2 separate regions of the Homo sapiens genome follow, and region 2 is linked to region 1. Evidence: chromatin loops called from intact Hi-C (ENCODE). Cell type or tissue: heart left ventricle. All regions are shown on one strand. Each heading gives the region's core, and the rest is flanking DNA. Links, peaks and the distances in the headings are about the cores only. Region 1 has its middle 23 kb from the start of CCDC188. Region 2 overlaps RTN4R (reticulon 4 receptor).

What was found. Peaks named below come from ENCODE experiments on the same cell type or tissue, not always from the same donor. Only the 100,000 strongest peaks of a DNase experiment are listed, where the experiment ranks them.
Region 2: it touches region 1 in a loop (2.2-fold over the local background); 13 of 110 quality-filtered maps call a loop at or near these places.

Annotation. Positions count from the first base shown.
Region 1 is chr22:20,170,379-20,178,694 of GRCh38, forward strand. No RefSeq gene overlaps it. Among named protein-coding and RNA genes, the nearest start is that of CCDC188, 23 kb to the left of the region's middle. RefSeq lists an enhancer at 6,413-7,406. In heart left ventricle, for the core only: a CTCF peak has its summit at 4,714 (motif pointing right); no DNase peak of the experiment used is centred there.
Region 2 is chr22:20,234,268-20,242,538 of GRCh38, forward strand. It overlaps RTN4R (reticulon 4 receptor), which reads right to left. Exons shown (of 2, transcript NM_023004.6): 2 at 7,148-8,271. The coding sequence ends at 7,444. It overlaps LOC105372863 (a long non-coding RNA gene), which reads left to right. Exons shown (of 2, transcript XR_007068009.1): 2 at 1-1,712. Among named protein-coding and RNA genes, the nearest start is that of MIR1286, 11 kb to the right of the region's middle. RefSeq lists an enhancer at 3,703-4,295 and silencers at 3,945-4,094, 4,279-4,573, 4,785-4,844. In heart left ventricle, for the core only: a CTCF peak has its summit at 4,460 (motif pointing left); DNase peaks (open chromatin) are centred at 4,464 and 4,913; H3K4me3 peaks cover 1,049 bases; H3K27ac peaks cover 2,642 bases.

The DNA.
Region 1 (8,316 bases), core at 120-8,119:
GCCAGCGCTCTGTGGAGACCGTCTACCCTCGTCACGTGGCTGGGGTCCTCTTGATGTTGCACCGGGGACCCTGGGCTGGCAGGACTAAGTCTAACTGGGGATCCAGGGCTCCTGCCTATCAGCCCCCAGTGAGTGAGTGCAAGAGGGAAGGCCCTTTGGCCAGTGCTGCACCTTTTACTTGCGTGGGCTTTGAGGCTTGGACCCAGCCCGAGGCCCATTGGGCAGCAGATGTCAGCACCTCTGTAGAGGGCAGCTGAGGCCAGACTTCTCCATCCAGCCTCAGCAGAGAAGCAAGGGCGGAGAGCAGGTAGAACATCAAGGCGGAAGGAGGTGATGCTGTTCGGGGGCTGGGGAGAAGTGCCTTCAACCAGAGCACCTGAGGTTCTCTTCTGGCCTTGCAGCCTGGAGCCTGGTCTGGGGCTAGGAGGTGTCGCAGCTGTGAGGCCCCAAGTGCAGGCCCAGGCAGAGGAGACCTGGAGGCAGCTAATGTGGGGGAGAGTTGACTGGGGATCGTAATCTAGTTTTCTGTTTTTCCTTGGAAAAAGAAAGACAAAGTCCCCAACTCACCTGCCCTTAAAATAAAAAGTCACAGGCTGGGTGCATTGCCTCATGCCTGGAATCCCAACACTTTGGGAGGCTGAGGCAAGTGGATTGCTTGAGCCCAGGAGTCGAAGACCAGCCTGGGAAACATAGAGAGGGAAACCCCCTCCCTACAAAAAAATAGAAAAATTAGCCAGGCATGGTGTCGCATGCCTGTAGTCCCAGCTACCTGGGGGCCTGAAGTGGGAGGATCCTTTGAGCTCTGGAGGTGGAGGCTTCAGCGAGCTGGGATTGCACCATTGCACTCTAGCCCGGGTGACAGAGTGAGACCCTGTCTCAAAAAACAAAACAAAACAAAAAAAACCACCAAAAACCAAAGTCACATAAAATGTCTTCATAAATACAATAGAGGCAAACCTCATGTGATTTGTGTTCATGGACTTGGAGGGGCCAAAGGCCCAACAGAAGTGAGAGGAGGAGGGAGGGGAGGGGTGCAAGGGCCAAGGGTAGAGGCCGGGAGGGGCCAGCATGGTGGCCTGAGTCCACTGCAGGTGGCACTGCTGGCTTTGGTGTCCTCATTTCATCTCCTGTGACCTCTGCCCTTGGCATGTCCCCAGGTACCTCCTGTGGGCTCCTGGCTGGGGTGGGGTAGGAGGAGGAAGCTGAGGGTGGCCAGGGTCTGTGTCCATCGAGGGGTGTCCAAATTCTAGTGGAGGGAGGGCTGGAGGGGAGTGGGGAGGGGCCTTTGGCCAAAGCCAGGTGCTGGGGTGTGACGGATCTCCACGGTTGCTGGGACCTTGTGGCCATTCCTGGGACATGGCTTTCACCTTAACAAGGGCCCTGGGTGTTCCAGGGGTCCCCATCCCCTGCCCCTGGGGGCTCAGCACACAAAGCCCAGCCTGGGGCCTGGGCCATGGTAGCCAGGGAGGTCAGGGTGTGAGGCCTTGGTGGCCTCCAGGTGGGCGGTGAGCCAGGGGGTGTGGACATGTGGACAGTGCCGGGCCTGGGTCATGCACTTCGTCAACCCTTCACGCCTAGACCACAGCCTCTCTGAGCAGGGCCCAGCTTGCGTTGTGCTGAGTCTTTTGTTACTTTAATTAATGCCCAGCTTCCTGACGCTTAATTAAACTGGAATTGCTCCATGTCCAATAGCCAAGCATCCCATTAGATACAAGTTAATGCAACTGTCGCAGTGGCCATGAAATGAGGCTGGTGCGTCCCCCAGGGAGGGATGCAGAATGCATCTTGGAGGACAGCATGGCCTGACCGGGCAGCTGCACACAGGGCCAAACTGAGCCCGTACTGGACAGCCAGCCCTCAGCCCACCCAGTACTTCCACAAGACCCTTCCCAGGCCCCTCGAGGAGGACTCCCCATGGGGGCCCTGGCCTCCAGCTCCTCTGCACGCCCGAGGGCAGCCTGCTTGCTTCCTGCTGAGGTTTGCTGTTCCAGCTCCATGAGAAACTCATGCTAGTGTATCAACATTTGGAAAATGCAGAAAAATTAGAGAAAGGAAAGTAGGGACTCCCCACCCCAGAAAGGTGCCATCCTCCCATGGGCCTGCGTTTTGGGCTCCGTAGGGGCTACAAGGTGCTCTCTGGGGCCTGCAGTGGGGGCCGGGGCAGGAGCTCTGGGAAGGCGTGGGGGCAGAGGCCACATTGTGAGGAGCCATTGGTTCTTCAGGAGCCGGAAGTTCTAGGATGGGGGGCAGGGCTGGGAGCCAGCGGGGGTGAGGCAGGCTGGGGATGCTGGGGTGATACCTTGCACCCACCAATCTCCAGTGCCAGCCTCTCACCCTGATGGCCCCGTGTCCAAGGCAGCCTCACGGTGCCCTCTGCCAGTGGCCAAAGGCATTGTGCCTGGTTGGTCCATCACCCCAGAGTCTTTTAAAATTAAATTAAATTAAATTAAATTATAATTAATTTTAGAGATAGGGTCTCGATCTGTCACCTAGGCTGAAGAGCAGTGGCACCATCACAGTTCACTGCAGGCTTGAACGCCCACGCTCAAGTGATCTTCCCACCTCAGCCTCCCAAGTAACTGGGACTGCAGGTGTGCACCACCACTCCCGGCTAATATTTAAACACTTATTTATTTATTTATTTATTTATTTGTTTTTAGATGGGGTCTTGCTCTGTCACCCAGACTGGAGTGCAATTGTGTCATCACAGCTCACTGCAACCTTGAACTCTTGGGCTCAAGTGATCCTCCAGCATCAACCTCCCAAGTAGCTGGGACTATAGGTGCAGGCCACCACACCTGGCTAGTTTTTAAAGTTTTTTGTAGCGAGGGGCTTTCACTATGTTGCCTAGACTGGTCTCGAATTCCTGGCCTCAAGCGATCCTCCCACCTTGGCTTCTCAAAGTGCTGGGATCACAGGCCTGGGCCACCACACCCGGCCAGCCCAGACTCTTGGTTCAATCCCCTAGAGGGCTTGAGTGGGGCAAGGAGGTGGCAAAGTGGGCAGCAAGGGGGCCGCCCTGGACAGGTCTCCCTGTCCCCCTACCCGAGGGTACTGAGCGGCCTCTGCATTGGGCTCCCAGGCTGGGCTGGGTGGGTCTGAGGCAGGAGCAGCCTCCCCCTGGAGGCCAGCTCAGGTGGCAGAGGCCCGGTCTGCCCCGGGTCTGCGGAGCCGAGGGCAGGTCTCTGGTGCGTAGGTTGCTGGGCCTGGCTCTCTCTCAAGCTTGTTTGCTGTTTGGGTCCTCCTCTTTGGGGCCAGGGCCACACGCACCTCTGCGACATTAGCTTGGTGCCTGTGAGGGGCTGGGTATCTCAGGAGATCGCAGCAGGTCCTAGCACTACCCTGTTGCATTCTTCAAGGACTCCCCGCAGCCCAGTGTCTGTGGAGTGGGGCGTGAGGTGCTGCCTCCCATGTTGCTGCTTAGAAGGACGCAGCCCTGGAAACCCTCACTGTGGAGTCTCTGAGCCCCTCATCCGCAGAGCAGCAGTTGCTGCTGTTTGCACAGACAGCAAATCCGGGGCATGTTTGTTTAGTAAGATTACCTCTGCTGGGGCCTGGCCCAAGGGACAGGCCAGGCACAGAGGGGTGGGGGCTCTGTGCATACTGAACACCCCCCCGAGAGTGGCTCTGTCTACAGCCGGACCACTCTGGAAGTGACGGCACTGCGGGCCTGGAGGGCTGGGGCAGTCCAATTGGGCACCATGCCCTCACAAACAACACACACACCAGCGGTGGGGTTGCGAGGGGGCGCTGAGGGAGGATCCTGGCTGCCCTGCTTAAGCCCTGCAGCCTGTGGGGCTGTGTCCACCCGGGTCGCATGTTGCTTCTACCTGCACGGTGGCCCCACCACACAAGGTGCCGTCCTGCCCTCCAGTCAACTTCCTGGGGCTCTGAGCAGCCTGTGGTGGCACCTCACCTGGGCAGAGGGTGGGAGGAGCAGCGCCCTTCCTTCTGTGCAGGGAGTCTGATCAGGGTTCTGTCTCACTGTGGGACAGTGGGGGCCGGGGAAGAGCGGCAGGTACCAAGTGCAGACAGCAGATGTAGATGCATGCGGGGGTCCGGGCTGGGGCCAAGAACACAGCCCTGGAGTCAGGGACACCGGCTTCATGTCCTCACTCTGCCATTCAAGAGCTGGGGGACCTCGGGCAGGTGGTGTAGGAACAGGGAGGAGTCTGCCTGCAGCACGCAGAGGAGGGCTGTGCTGGTCAGGGGGTGTTTTGGGGAGAGGACCTCAAAGGGAGGTTGACTTTGGGAAAGGGGTCAGAGTACAGAAAAAGTGGGTCCAAATCCTGCTTCAGCACTGAGACCCTGCCTCGGCAGGGGTCTCCAAGCTTGGCTCCACCCCCTGAGGGGCCAGTTACTGCATACCTCGCCCACCCAGGAGCTGGGGGCCCTGGTCCTGTTTCCCAGGGAGCTGTTGGCACTTGTGGGCTCCTGGCTGGGGTCCAGGTGGGCTCTGCTCCTCTGCCCTGCCCAGCGCTTTGTACTGAGCCCATCCTGCAGAGACTCAACGGGGCCAAACGCACATTCCTTGACCTTCTGTGAGTCTGTCAGTCTTCATCCCTCCCTGGACCTAGGAAGGCCTGGACAGCTTTGACCATTGGTGTTGGGTGGACATGGCGCTGCGCTGCACCCCAGGCCCTCAGAGCCCAGCTGTTCTGCTTTCTGCTTTTGGTCCTGAGCTGCCTTGAAGGAATCTGACCAGCAGGGAGAGCCCACGGAGCGGGAGGGCCTGTGGGGCTCAGCCCTGCAGCCGGTCTGCCGAGGCCAGGCCTGGGGGCACAGCTGGGGCTGAGTACACTGAATGCCCCCTCGATGCCATGCACAGCAGAAGAGCTGCCCACACCGCCCTGCTGGGCCCTGCCCGGGCTCCAGACCCACAGACCAAGCACACAAGAGACTGGGCTGCTTTGTCATGCAGCAGCAGGTAGCCGGACACATGTTTCCCCATTCCCCTGCCATCCTCTGAAATCCTGTGGGGAGAAAGCATGTGAGGTCCAGTGGGGGTTGGGGTGAGGGTCTGACTGGGGGCTTTCTAACCCACGTCTGAGTCCCATCCGGCGCCAGTGCCACAGTGGCGGGTGACTGGTGCTGCTCACACTGGCAAGCTCCTACCTAGACTTTGGAGCCCAACTCCACAAGGCCCCTGAACTACCCCTGTAGGCACCGCAGCCCCCTTGCCTTCCTCTGCTACGACATCAACCACTCTGATGGTATTTGTGGTTTGATGTGTTTAAGTAAAAGGCTTGTTGCAGAGTTTAATTGACCCCATATGTCTGCCTGAGGAGGCCGTGAGCTGCAGAGGGCAGGTGTGAGCTGGGCTCTTTCCTCAGTCCCCATGTCTTGCTGGGTACTCACAGGGCACACACGAGCACGTGCGGCAGGGGCAGGGGCCAGCGGGGGATGGGGAGGCTTGGCGCCCACGGCCCCGCTGCCCCATGTTTCCACTGCAGCCGAGGAGAAAACGAGGACTTTACGGCTGTCACAAACATTTCATCTTGTGCATTTTACAGTCCACGACTGCTGTGAACACTGGGGCTCCTGTCGGAGCTAGAAGATTCATAAAATGCATGTGAATTATTTTATTTTATTTTATTGTTTTGAGATGGAGTCTCACTCTGTCACCCAGGCTGGAGTGCAGTGGCGCGATCTTGGCTCACTGTAACCTCCACCTCCTGGGTTCAAGCAATTCTCCTGCCTCAGCCTCCCAAGTAGCTGGGACTATAGGCGTGCGCCACCACGCCTGGCTAATTTTTTTGTATTTTTAGTAGAGACGGGGTTTCGCCATGTTAGCCAGACTGGTCTCAAACTCCTGACCTCAAGTGATCCTCCCACCTCGGCCTCCCAAAATGCTGGGATCACAGGTGTGAGCCACTGCGCCTGGCCAAATGCATGTGAATTTTTATGTTCAATTATTCCAGGTTCCCTGCTCGGGGCCCATGGGCTTCCCCATGTACAACCCACCGGTAGGTCCCCGCCCAGTCCATGCTCCTCAAAGGCCAGCCTCACACCCATCCCACGTCCTCTTGGCTGGTAAACACTCTCCCCCTTCTTCCTTCTCCCTCCACATCTCAACTGCTGGAAGGGAAGAGCTCCTCAGTCTACTTGGAGTCCCTCCTGCACAAGAGGATCCAGGGTGGTCCAGGAGGGCCAAACCCACCTCTTTGGGTGCACCCCTGGGCAGTGGATTGGGGATCCAGGGCTTGTGGGGGTATGCACCCACCAGGGCAGGTCCCTCAGGCTCACTCTCCCTGCGCCTCAGTTTCCTCTCCTGAAAAATGGGCTTGTGACTAAATGTTGCAGGGAGCTGCTGAGAAAACGCCTGCTGAAAGCTTGGCAGGAGGTCATTGTGACCAGGGATGGGGCTGGGTGCTTCGGTCAGGCCAGGGCTGGAGGCAGGGGCTCACACTGGGGTCAGCAGTGCAGGGGCGTGGCTGGCGTGGCAGGCGCATGGGGATTGGCTCATCAGTTGCGGCCTCACGTCCCTTCGTTATGGCGCCTGCAGAAGATGTTCTCTGATTAGTCTGCTGAATTATGAATTAGGTTCCGGGTCCCTGTGCAGCTGTTCCCGGCTTGTCATCCCCACCACTTTATTTCCCCATCTGTTTATAAAACCAGGAGCGCCGTCCTGCAATAAACACTTCAAACGCTTTTTTTAGGGGCTAATTAATTGTGTTGCATTTCTTCGACACAGCATGCAGGCCGGACCTGCCCCGAATTCCCAATGCGGGTGTGGCTCCTGCTGAGCGCCTGGGGAGGGAGCCAGGCCTGGAGCCTGGGGGGCTGCATGTGGCCGCCCCAAGTTTGTTTTCTCCAAGGCAGCCCTCCACCTTTATGTGGCGGGCTGGGCTGTCTCAGGAATGCGCCGGCCATGTCAGGTTCCCCCTAGATTCCCCCTCCGCACCCTTTGGCTGAAGTCCTCCTGCTCGGACCATAGGACACTCTTGAAATTATCTGTGGCACATCCAAGGTCAAGGTCACGCCCTGCTGCCAGCTACAGTGCTGACCCTGAGGGCTCCACCTCCCAGGCCCACTGAGCATCACGCTGTCTTCCCTGCCTTGCCTGCCCAGAGCACCTCTGCCCTCCAGGACCCCCTCAGCGAGTGCGGTGGGCGAGTGCAGTGGGTGGGTGGCCCATCTAGGCAAGCCAATCTCTCCTCGGATCCGTGCACCTCTTTGGAGAAGGCCTCTGGGAGCCCCAGCCCTGCTGTGCACCCTGAGGCCTCACTCCGTCTGAGGAACCCAGAGAGCATCGCGGAGGAGGCTTAAAACAATGACAATAAGAAAACAAAATCACAATCACCAAGTCACGAAACAGCTCAGAGGCAATTGAGTTAGGCAGCCCCCTGCCAGTGCCCAATGCCGGTAAAGTGGCTCTTTAGGAACTGAGTCCTAATGTGGGCTGCGCAGCGGGTCAGAGGAGGTGTTCAGCCTGTGGCCAGGCATTGGGGCCCCAAGCCAGTCCTCCACTGCGGACAGAACCTTGCCCAGCTGCAGCTGGAGCCTGAAGGCATCCACTGCGTGCATCTGGAGGGGTCGGGGGTTCTTTGTCCCCAAGGCCACTGTGGCTCCTGTGGGCCACCGTCATGTCCACTGGGACTGGTGGGAAACTGGGTCTGGGGACTTGTACCCTCCGCTTCCTCATGTCCTCATCCTCAGGTGCCCTCCCAGCCCTTCAGGGGTCCTGTTTTCCAGCTGTGGGCAGGATGTTGCTCCTCTGCCCTGTCTGTCCACGACTCAGGGTGCCAAGGCTGGTGGAGCCTCCCTGCAGCCCCAAGGGAGGAGGCTGGGGCCAGAGACGCCCTGGGGTGGGGCACGTCTCTTCCCAGTGAACCTCAGATCCCTCGGGCGCCCACGCTCCCCACTGAGGGCCTGGGGCCACAGCACTCTGCCTGTGAGGGGTGGGCCCTTGGAGGCTTGGGGACATGCGCGCCCACAGGCACGTGGGGAGAGCCTGCTGAGCGCTGTCTCAGTGATGGTTCCCCACACTGGCCCCTGACATGGGGCTTGGTGTGGCAGCTTGTTGGGGAGGTGGTGCGTGGAGCAGGATGGGGACCGGGAGGTGGTTGCTGTGGGCTCTGCGGGGCGTGAGGGCCGGTGTTTGCCCCAAGCTCAGTGCCTGCCTGTGACCACACCAGCTCATAAGTGACCTCTGGGTGGCCCAGGGGTGAGCGGAGAGGGGACCTGAGCAGGCAACACGGGCCTGGAGAGGAGCTTTGTCTCTCTAGGAGAAGGCAGCCTGTCCTGCCAGACCTGGTATCACGCCACCCCAAGGCAGGCCCCGCAGAGCCCTCGGGAGCTCCACTCGGAGATGGA
Region 2 (8,271 bases), core at 272-8,271, 64 kb after region 1:
GGGTGGGGGGCAACAGCAGGACTGCCCCAGGCTGGGTCCCCACCCAAGTGAGGCTTGGTCGTGGCCTCATGGCCAGTTTGTCCCTCTGCGGATCTGGAGGGGTCCTCGGCTGCAGCAGGGGGCCCAGATGATCCTGACCTGGGGATGGGAAGGCCTCTGTCCGTGGTTCCCCAGCAGAGCGGGGCCTGTTGAGAGGAGCAGGGGATGGTCTGTTGAAGGAGTCGGTGAACGGAGAGGCATGCAGGGATGGATATGGACAGGGCGGGTGCTCAGACCCTACAGTCTGAGGTGGAGGGGTGGGGTTGGAGGCTGGAATGGCCGCGGGGGAGCCTAGAGGGGTAGGGCTGTGGCTCCACCACTGTTGGCTAAGGGACCTCAGGGAGGGCTTCAGAGGCTGGGGCCCTGGCTCCCAAGGCCTCAAGACCCTCCTGCTCCCCCTGAAGGTAGCAGTGACCGCCTCTCAGAAACCCCTGGCATCCCTGGAGGCTGCAGTCCCCCGCCCCGCCTCCACTCTTTCTCTCTGCTCTGTCATTTTTCAAAAATAATTGTGCAGCAGCACCAGGCTGTCTCTGTGCCCCTCCTGTAGGTTGCCCTACCCCACCAGGTCCCTGGCTCGGCGTCCCCAGACTCTGCCAGGCTGGCCTCACCGTGTGTATCGAGGTGTTCTCCCTGCAAGGTCTTCATCATTCCCCAATTGCTCGCATTTATTTTTCTCCTTCCTTGGTGAGTGGCCCTGCCAGCCTCAGCCTTGTCTCTCCTTGGTGAGCGTCATTAATGCAGCTTCCGCGCCACGATCAGAGGGGGCTGCCCCCACCCTGCCGGCCCTGCCGCTTCTCCTCTGCCCGCCTCGGGATGGATGTTCATTTATTGCCCATAAATCTCTGCACAGCCCTTTGTAAAGACAAATTGGAGGCCTCCTGTTCCCCGGTGTTGGTTGGGCCGATCGGTGGTGGGTTTAATTGGCCCTTCCCGTGGAGGCTGCCCCTGCAGGAGAGGCTCGTTGTGGGCTGGGCCAGATGCACTGCGTCTGCAGAAGGGGCCATTCTCTGCCCCTCATTTTGTCTAGCGTCTGAGGCTGGGCCATGTGCAGGGACAAAGTGTGGATCCTCCCTCGGGCTTCCAAAACATGGCCTCCCCGCATTCACGTGGCCTGGCAGCAGCCCAGGCCCAGGCAGGGCCCTCTCTCACCCAGGGGGTGATGCCTGCAGCTTCAACAGCAACCTCCAGGAAGGAGGCGCATGGGTTCGTTGAGGTGATACAGGAGTGGAAGAGCTTGGTCCCTTGAAATGAATGATAGGGAAAAGGGGAAGTGCTGCGTAGAGGAGGGTGTGATCCCTGGCTGGGGCTCCATCCCACAGACCTAGGTGAGGACAGGCATTTTTGCATTTCCCAAGACCACCCTGGCCTGCCACACCCCCATCCTATGACTATAAAAACTCGCGAGACCCTGGCAGGCACGCACAAGCTGCTGGACGTGGAGAGGAGCGGATTGGCAGAGGAGCACTCAGGCGGCTGGACGTCGAGAGGAACGCACTGACGGGCGCCGGCACCCCGGCAGGCTACCAACCGGCAGCAGAATGACCTGGAGTTTGGCTGGGGCAGCCAGAGGAGAGCCCGGGCCCGACTCCAGGGGAAAACCGTCCCACTCCATCTTCTTCTGCCTTCCCCCATCTGCTACCTCCACTCAATAAAACCTTGCACTCATTCTCCGAGCCCACGTGTGGTCCAATTCTTACACCAAGGCAAGAACCTTGGGATGCAGAAAGCCATCTGTCCTTGCGATAAGGCAGGGCTCTAACTGGGGTTTAATTGAGCTGAGTAACAGAAGCCACCGATAGAGTTAAACTAAAACAGCAAAACTAAAAGAGCACCCTGTAACACGCTCACTGGGGCTTCAGCTATAAACATTCACCCCTAGACACTGCCGTGGGGTTGGAGCTCCACAGCCTGCCCGTCTGTATGTTCCCCTAGAGATTTGAGCAGCAGGGCACTGAAGCAAGCCACAACCCCATTGCATGTACTGTGAGGGGAACAAGGGGACTTTTCCTGTTTCACCAGCACACAGCAGGTGCCTAATAAACGCACAGCGAACTGGTCAGAGAGAGAGGGACCCTCCACCGAGCCCAGCCACTGCACAGGCTGGGAGGGCAGGACTCCTGCCGAGCTTGGCACCCTTTCCTGCACCCAGGTGGCTGTGAGCCTGGCCCTGCCCCGGTCAGCAGGCCTGTGCTGACCCCACATGCAATCTGCTGTTGGTGCCAAGGAAGTGCTACCTGTGCAGCTCTCAGAATGTCAGGCTGGGTGCTCCTCCACTGAGGTCAGGGTCAAGAGACCCTAGGCCAGCTCTGGGGGGCCCACAGGGCGTGAGGGGGGTCCAGGCAGCCAGCCCGGCCCAGCCTGGTTCCACTGCTTACTGTGTGGCCTTGGGGGGCTCCCTTGGCTTTCTGGGGCCTGGGGAACCAGGCGCGAGCTTGGTCCTGTGGTCTGAATCCAAGAAGACAGGTTGTGGGTGGGGACATTTGGAGGGAGGGACAGCCTCGGCCTCAGCTTTGGGACCGTGTGGCAGAAGCACCCTGTCTGGCCCTCTATGAGCTCCTCCAGGGCTGGGCCCAAGCAGGGACCTCTTCTTCCATGAGGGTTTACTCATTCCTCAAAACAGGCACAAAAGCAGAGGGCTGTTGAGGGGTAGTGACCTGCCCCTGGCTCTGGCCATGCGGGTCTGGGCACTGTGGATCCACTCCATGGCCACCTGGCTGGGTGAGGACCAGCCTGGAGGATCAGGAAGAGCTTCTTGGAGAAGGGAGTGGTGTCAGAACTGAATACTGAGCAAAGAGGAAGGACCAAGAAGAAGATCCTAAGGAGTTCTGGGGCTGGGGGCTGGGGATTGGGAGCAAAAGGAGAGATGAGGCTGGACAGGTGCCTGTTCCTCCACCCACTGGCTCAGGACTCCAGGCATGGCCCAGCAAGGGTCCCCTGCCCCTGGGAGCAGGACTCCCCTGCAGCAGACAGAGGCAGGTGGGGAGTGCGACGCACCTGGAAGGGGCTTCCGGAGAGGTGTGCCCTGGCAGAGCCCCACCTCCCCCAGGAAAAGACAGTAGCACCAGGCCCCAGCCCTGGAGAAGCCTGACCAACCAGAGAAGTCCCACGGCCTCCTCCATGGAGTTTGGGGCTCCTCCTCTAGACCTGGGATTGGCACTTTGGGGTCAGGCCAGCTGCTGGGGAGCCCTGGGCCCCGACACATGCACCCTCCCAACAGGAGTGGGGCTCCGGGGGCCACTGGGCTCATGCCCATCGCAGCCACTCTCCAAGGCCTTGGCATAATGGGATCCTTGAGCTGCTGTGCCCGGCGGGGTGGGGGGGGATGGGCTGAGATACACCCTTTGCTGACAGTGGCCATTGCACTTTTCCCACCCAGGCCTCATGTGGGGAGCCCTGCCAAGCCCAGGCTGTGGTGTACACAGGGGCTGGGCTGCAGGGCAGGGCTCCGGAGCGGCCTAGCCCAGAGCAGGGTGGGAAAGGAGCCAGCTGGGGTCCAGGCAGAACAGAGGCCAAGGCCACCAGTGAGAAATCTGGGCATGAGGGTGGCCACCAGGCCGGCAACGTGGGGGAAATTGAGTTGAGGGCTGGGCCTCCTCACTGTGGCTGGAGGCGGCCCAAAGGCCAGCTGACCAGACACAGAGCTGCCTCAGTCACAGAGGTGCCACAGCTCAGGGTGCCACCCCGAGTGACATCCCTAGGCTGACTGACACAGTGGAGGGAATTGACACCCAGGGTCTTGTGATGTCCCCGGGCACTGGGATGGAGAAGCAGAGCAGCACTCTGGAGCACAAACACAGTTGGCAGCGAAGGGTCTGCTCCCGCGTGGCCTCGGGCCCAATCCTGCCTGACATGTTGCTTCATGTCTCTGGGCCTCCGTTTCCTCATCTGTGCCCTGGGGACATTAGCAGTGTCTTCCTGCGGGGATGTGAGTGTGAGGTGCCCTACCACCCCAGGGAGGCTGTGAGCTGCAGGCAGCCCGGCAGTGAGGAGCCCCCACCCCTGCCGCCGCCGCAGTGGCCCGCCCCGGGCCCCAGCTCACACCACAAACACTTGCCTCCCTCTCAACTTGTTTCCGGCATGTTCTCAGTCTCGCTGGATGTTAGTTTACCATCGGCTGCTGAACATTCGGCAGCTTCTATTATTTCAGAACTAATTTAAGGATTAAAAAGTAATTCTCCCAATTACTAGGCAAAGCCCTGGGCAGCCAGATAAACAGGGGGCAGGCGCTCCCATCCAAGGACAGGGCTGCTCCTGCAGCCCTGGGCAGACAGGTGTGCAGGGCAGCTCTGGTGCAGCTCAGCCCCCAGGGCCGCAGGGGTGGAGTCGGGGTGGTTGAGAGGAATCCCCAGGAGCAGCCCAGCCTGGGCCCGACATCTGAGGGTTGCTTGCCCCTATCCCCCACCCAGGTCGGCTACAGCCACCTAGTGGTGAGCCCAGCCCCAGCTGTCACCTCCACCAATTGTGCTGGGTGGTGCTGCCCTGGCTAGGCCTGCAACACAGGGACAGGCCCATGAGCTGTGAAGGATTCGGTCCACAGGGCCCCCTGGGGCTGGCCAGGCATCTTTGGACGGGGCCAGGAGAGTCTGTGGTAGACCAGCAGCCCGCATGGGGTGGGGGCCAGGATTTGATACCCTCAAGGCTGATTCACGCAGCTTTAATTAGCTTTCTGCACCTGCTCTGGGGTCTGGGTGATCAAGGCTGGACACCAGCTGCCACCCCCAACCCCTGCCTGGTCCAGCACCTGACCTCAGGGGCCCAGCCGGCCGGGGCTGGTCAGGCAGAGCTGGGGAGTGCCGGGGTCGGCGCAGGAAGGAGCTGAGTCCCTGGGCCCTGGCCCAACGCCCCGCCCACTCCGGGCCCCTCGTCAGCAGCGGCCGGCCGGTGAGCTCATCTCTTCCTGGGCTGTAAATATCACCCAAGTGCTCACGACTCCCAAATGTGTCCTCCAGCCGGGCCCCTCTGCTGAGCTCAGCCTGCACAGCCCACGCGACACCCCCGCCCAGATGTCTCCTGGGCCTCGACAAAGCGGCCGCTCCTCTCGGCGCCCCCACCTCAGGGACGGGCGCCCCGTGCCGGCTGCTCAGGCCTGGGAGCCCTGCCTGCCGCCTCCACCCCATGGGAGCGTCCATGCATCCTGCTGAGTCCAACTTAAAACTCGTCCACTTCCTTCCGGATCCTCTCACCCCGTCCTCAGGTCTGGTTGGACTGTGCCCAACTCCCCACCCCTGCCACTGCACAGGCCCCCACTGTGGCCTGGAGGGGAGGGTGCAGAGCCCTGAGGGCAGCTGGTGGTGACAGTCAGCCCCGAAGCTGGCCTGAGGGCGACAGGTGCCTGCTTCTTAGTTAGGAGTGGGCCCAGCAGAGGTAATGAACTCCTTGTCCTGGGAGGTGTGCAAGCTGAGGCAGGATCTGCTGTCCTTCCACAAGCCATTGAGGGCGCCAGCATCCACTGCAGTTGGGTCACTCAGGTGGGGCTCAAGGCTCTTTGGAAATGGGTGGCTTCGGTTTCCTGGCTCTGACTGCAAGGAGCCCCCAGCCTCAGCTGAGAGCACTAGCCCAGATCCAGCAGTTTAGCTGCCTCTTCTCAGGCATGACAGGGGCCACTTGGGAGAAAAACTGAATAAAACCCTGCCTATGCCAGTGCCCAGGCACAGCCTGGCAGAATCCTGGGCCTGGCTGTGGGGTCACAGAGACTGGGGGTGCCAGGGGTGCTGATGGTAGAGCTCCAGGCACAGGACAGAGACTGCACAACATTTTGACATCAGGCCATCCATGGAGAGGCCTCTGCTGGGGCTGCCAAGGGTCTCCTGGGCCCAGAGGGGCTGCAGAGGGAGCCCTGGGCAAACAGCACCCCACCCCGGCAGGGCTGCCCTGCCTGAGCTGCCCCCAGCCTTGGGGCAAGGCTGCCGGCCCTGGATCTCAGGTGAGCAGAGGGGCAAACTGCAGGTGGAGGTGTGCGCAGCCACACGGGGGGCCTCAGCACCTGTGGGCACAGGCACAGGGTCTCTCAGGAGAGACAGGACATGTGGGAGGACCCTGAGGAGGGTACAGGCCAGACAGGACCACTGCATCCTGGCTCTGCCCTGTGCTTGATGGGAGGGGTCTGAGCCTTGGGCCGCAGCACACGCACAGAGAAGCGGGCGGAGGAGCTGGGGCCTTGGCTGCTAAGCGCGTCCTCCCCGCTTCTTCTCCCTCCTTCTCCTCCCCCCAGGCTTCTGGAGCCCCGGCCGCCCCCACGACCATCTGGCTTCACCAGCAACGCTCCCCCACACCCTCCCCCACGTCACTGTTTTTCTCCCTCTCCCCCTCCCCAGCCACTGCCCTGGCGGGGAGGGGGCCCTTTCCTGGGAAGGCTTCCTGGCCACGTGGCCCTTCCCTTTTGTTTCTGAGTCCTCTTCGGCCCAGGCCGTGGGAAAGCGTGCCTGTGCATATTTCTGCCTGTGCATATTTTTGCCTGGATGCGTGTGCTGCTCTCGAGCCCCCGGTGCCTGCATGTGTGTGGACATGTGTTCCCTGCCCTGCTGTGTGTGCATGCGTGTATGCATACATGGGTGCAGGGACATGCAGACCCACCACGGCCTATGTTTGGGGTGTGGGCATGCTGTAAGTGGGGGTGCCCCAGACACGCATGTGGGGTCTAGTGTGACCACCAGCAGCGGTGTGAGGGTGCATACAGCCCCCACTGGGCCTTGAGGCCAGGCCTGACCCGCCCAACTCTCCTTCAGGGCCTTCCTCTCCTGCCACCCACCAGGGGTAGGAACAGGGTCCCTCATCCTCAGCCTCCTCCTGGGGGCTGCCCGGGCAGCCTGATTGGGGTGGGGGGCCCGAGAGCAACTGTCCCCACAGGGGCTGCTATGTCCAGACCCATGGACCTGGCATGTGCTCCATCAGCCAGGCTCAACGACGTCAGCCACCAAGCATGCTCCATCTGTGCGGCTGGGGGGCCAGGGGCACCTGACATTGGAGCTGCCCTTGGCCAAGGCTGTCCCACCTGTGGTGCCAGGCAACTCCCTTCCTCTGGGGGCCTTGTGATGGGGGAGAGGCTGCCCGTCCAGCACCCACCCCTGCTTCTCACCGCCCACAGCACCCTAGCCTGAGAGGCCACAGCTTAAGAAAAGAGCTCTTTATTCCACGTCGTCCGATATTTTTACACAAGTAAAATAAAATGCATATCTCTATATACCGCGATCTGGGTGGGAGGCGGCGTTCTGGAACAAACGCTGCCGCCGAACCCTGTAAACATGATGGGGTGGAGATGGGGGTGGCGGGCGGCAGGCGTCCATCAGGGAGGACCTGGCCTGGCCTGCCCCACGGGTCGGCCGCCCGGCTGGCTTGGCGGCGTGGAGAGAGACCCCGTATGTACACACACCTGGCTGCTGAGCACGCTCTTGTGTCCGCTGGGGGTCAGCAGGGCCCAAGCACTGTCCACAGCACCAGCGCCAGGCCCAGGGGGGTGAGGCTGCAGGTGAGGCTGGGTAGGGCACCTGAGCCTTCTGAGTCACCAGTCCCGCCACCCCCGCTGCCTGCCTGGCCCAGACGGCAGTGGCTGCGGGTGCGGTTCTTGCGTGAACAGCCTGGCCTCCGGCGAGGGCCCGAGGTGGGGAACCCTGGTGGCTCGGAGCCCTCGGGCCGCACTGCAGTGAGCGGGGGCTCAGCAGAGCCAGGCAGAGTCCCAAAGGGTGAGTCATTGATGTGCCGTGGGCCAGAGCCGTTGCCCGGCGGGCTGTCACCGGGCGGCACGCGTCCCTTCAGCGCATTGCCTGCCGAAGCTGGTCTTCCAGGCTCCAGTACTGAGGCCTTGTCAGCGGCATCTGGCTGGCAGCACTTGGGAAGCCCCAGCGGCTCCTCATCGGTGGCCCTGCCGGTCCAGATGGGATGGTAAGGGCCGGTGGCCACAGCGCAGCCCTGCAGGTCATTGGCAGCTAGGCGTTTGAGGTCACGGCCAGCCAGGCGTTGCGGGAGGCTGCAGGGCACCTCGGAGGAGGAGCCGCGGAACTTCTGCAGCCAGGCCCAGAGTGGGCGTGCCCGGCAGTCACACACCCAGGGGTTGTCGTTGAGCCTCAGGTACTGCAGGGCACGCAGGGGGGCCAGGGCCTCAGTGGGCAGCGCTGATAGATTGTTGGCAAACAGATAGAGTGTCATGAGGCGGCCAAGGTCACGGAAGGCATGCGGGTGCACATGGGCCACGCGGTTCTGGTGCAGTAGGAGACGGTCGAGGCTGTGCAGCCCACG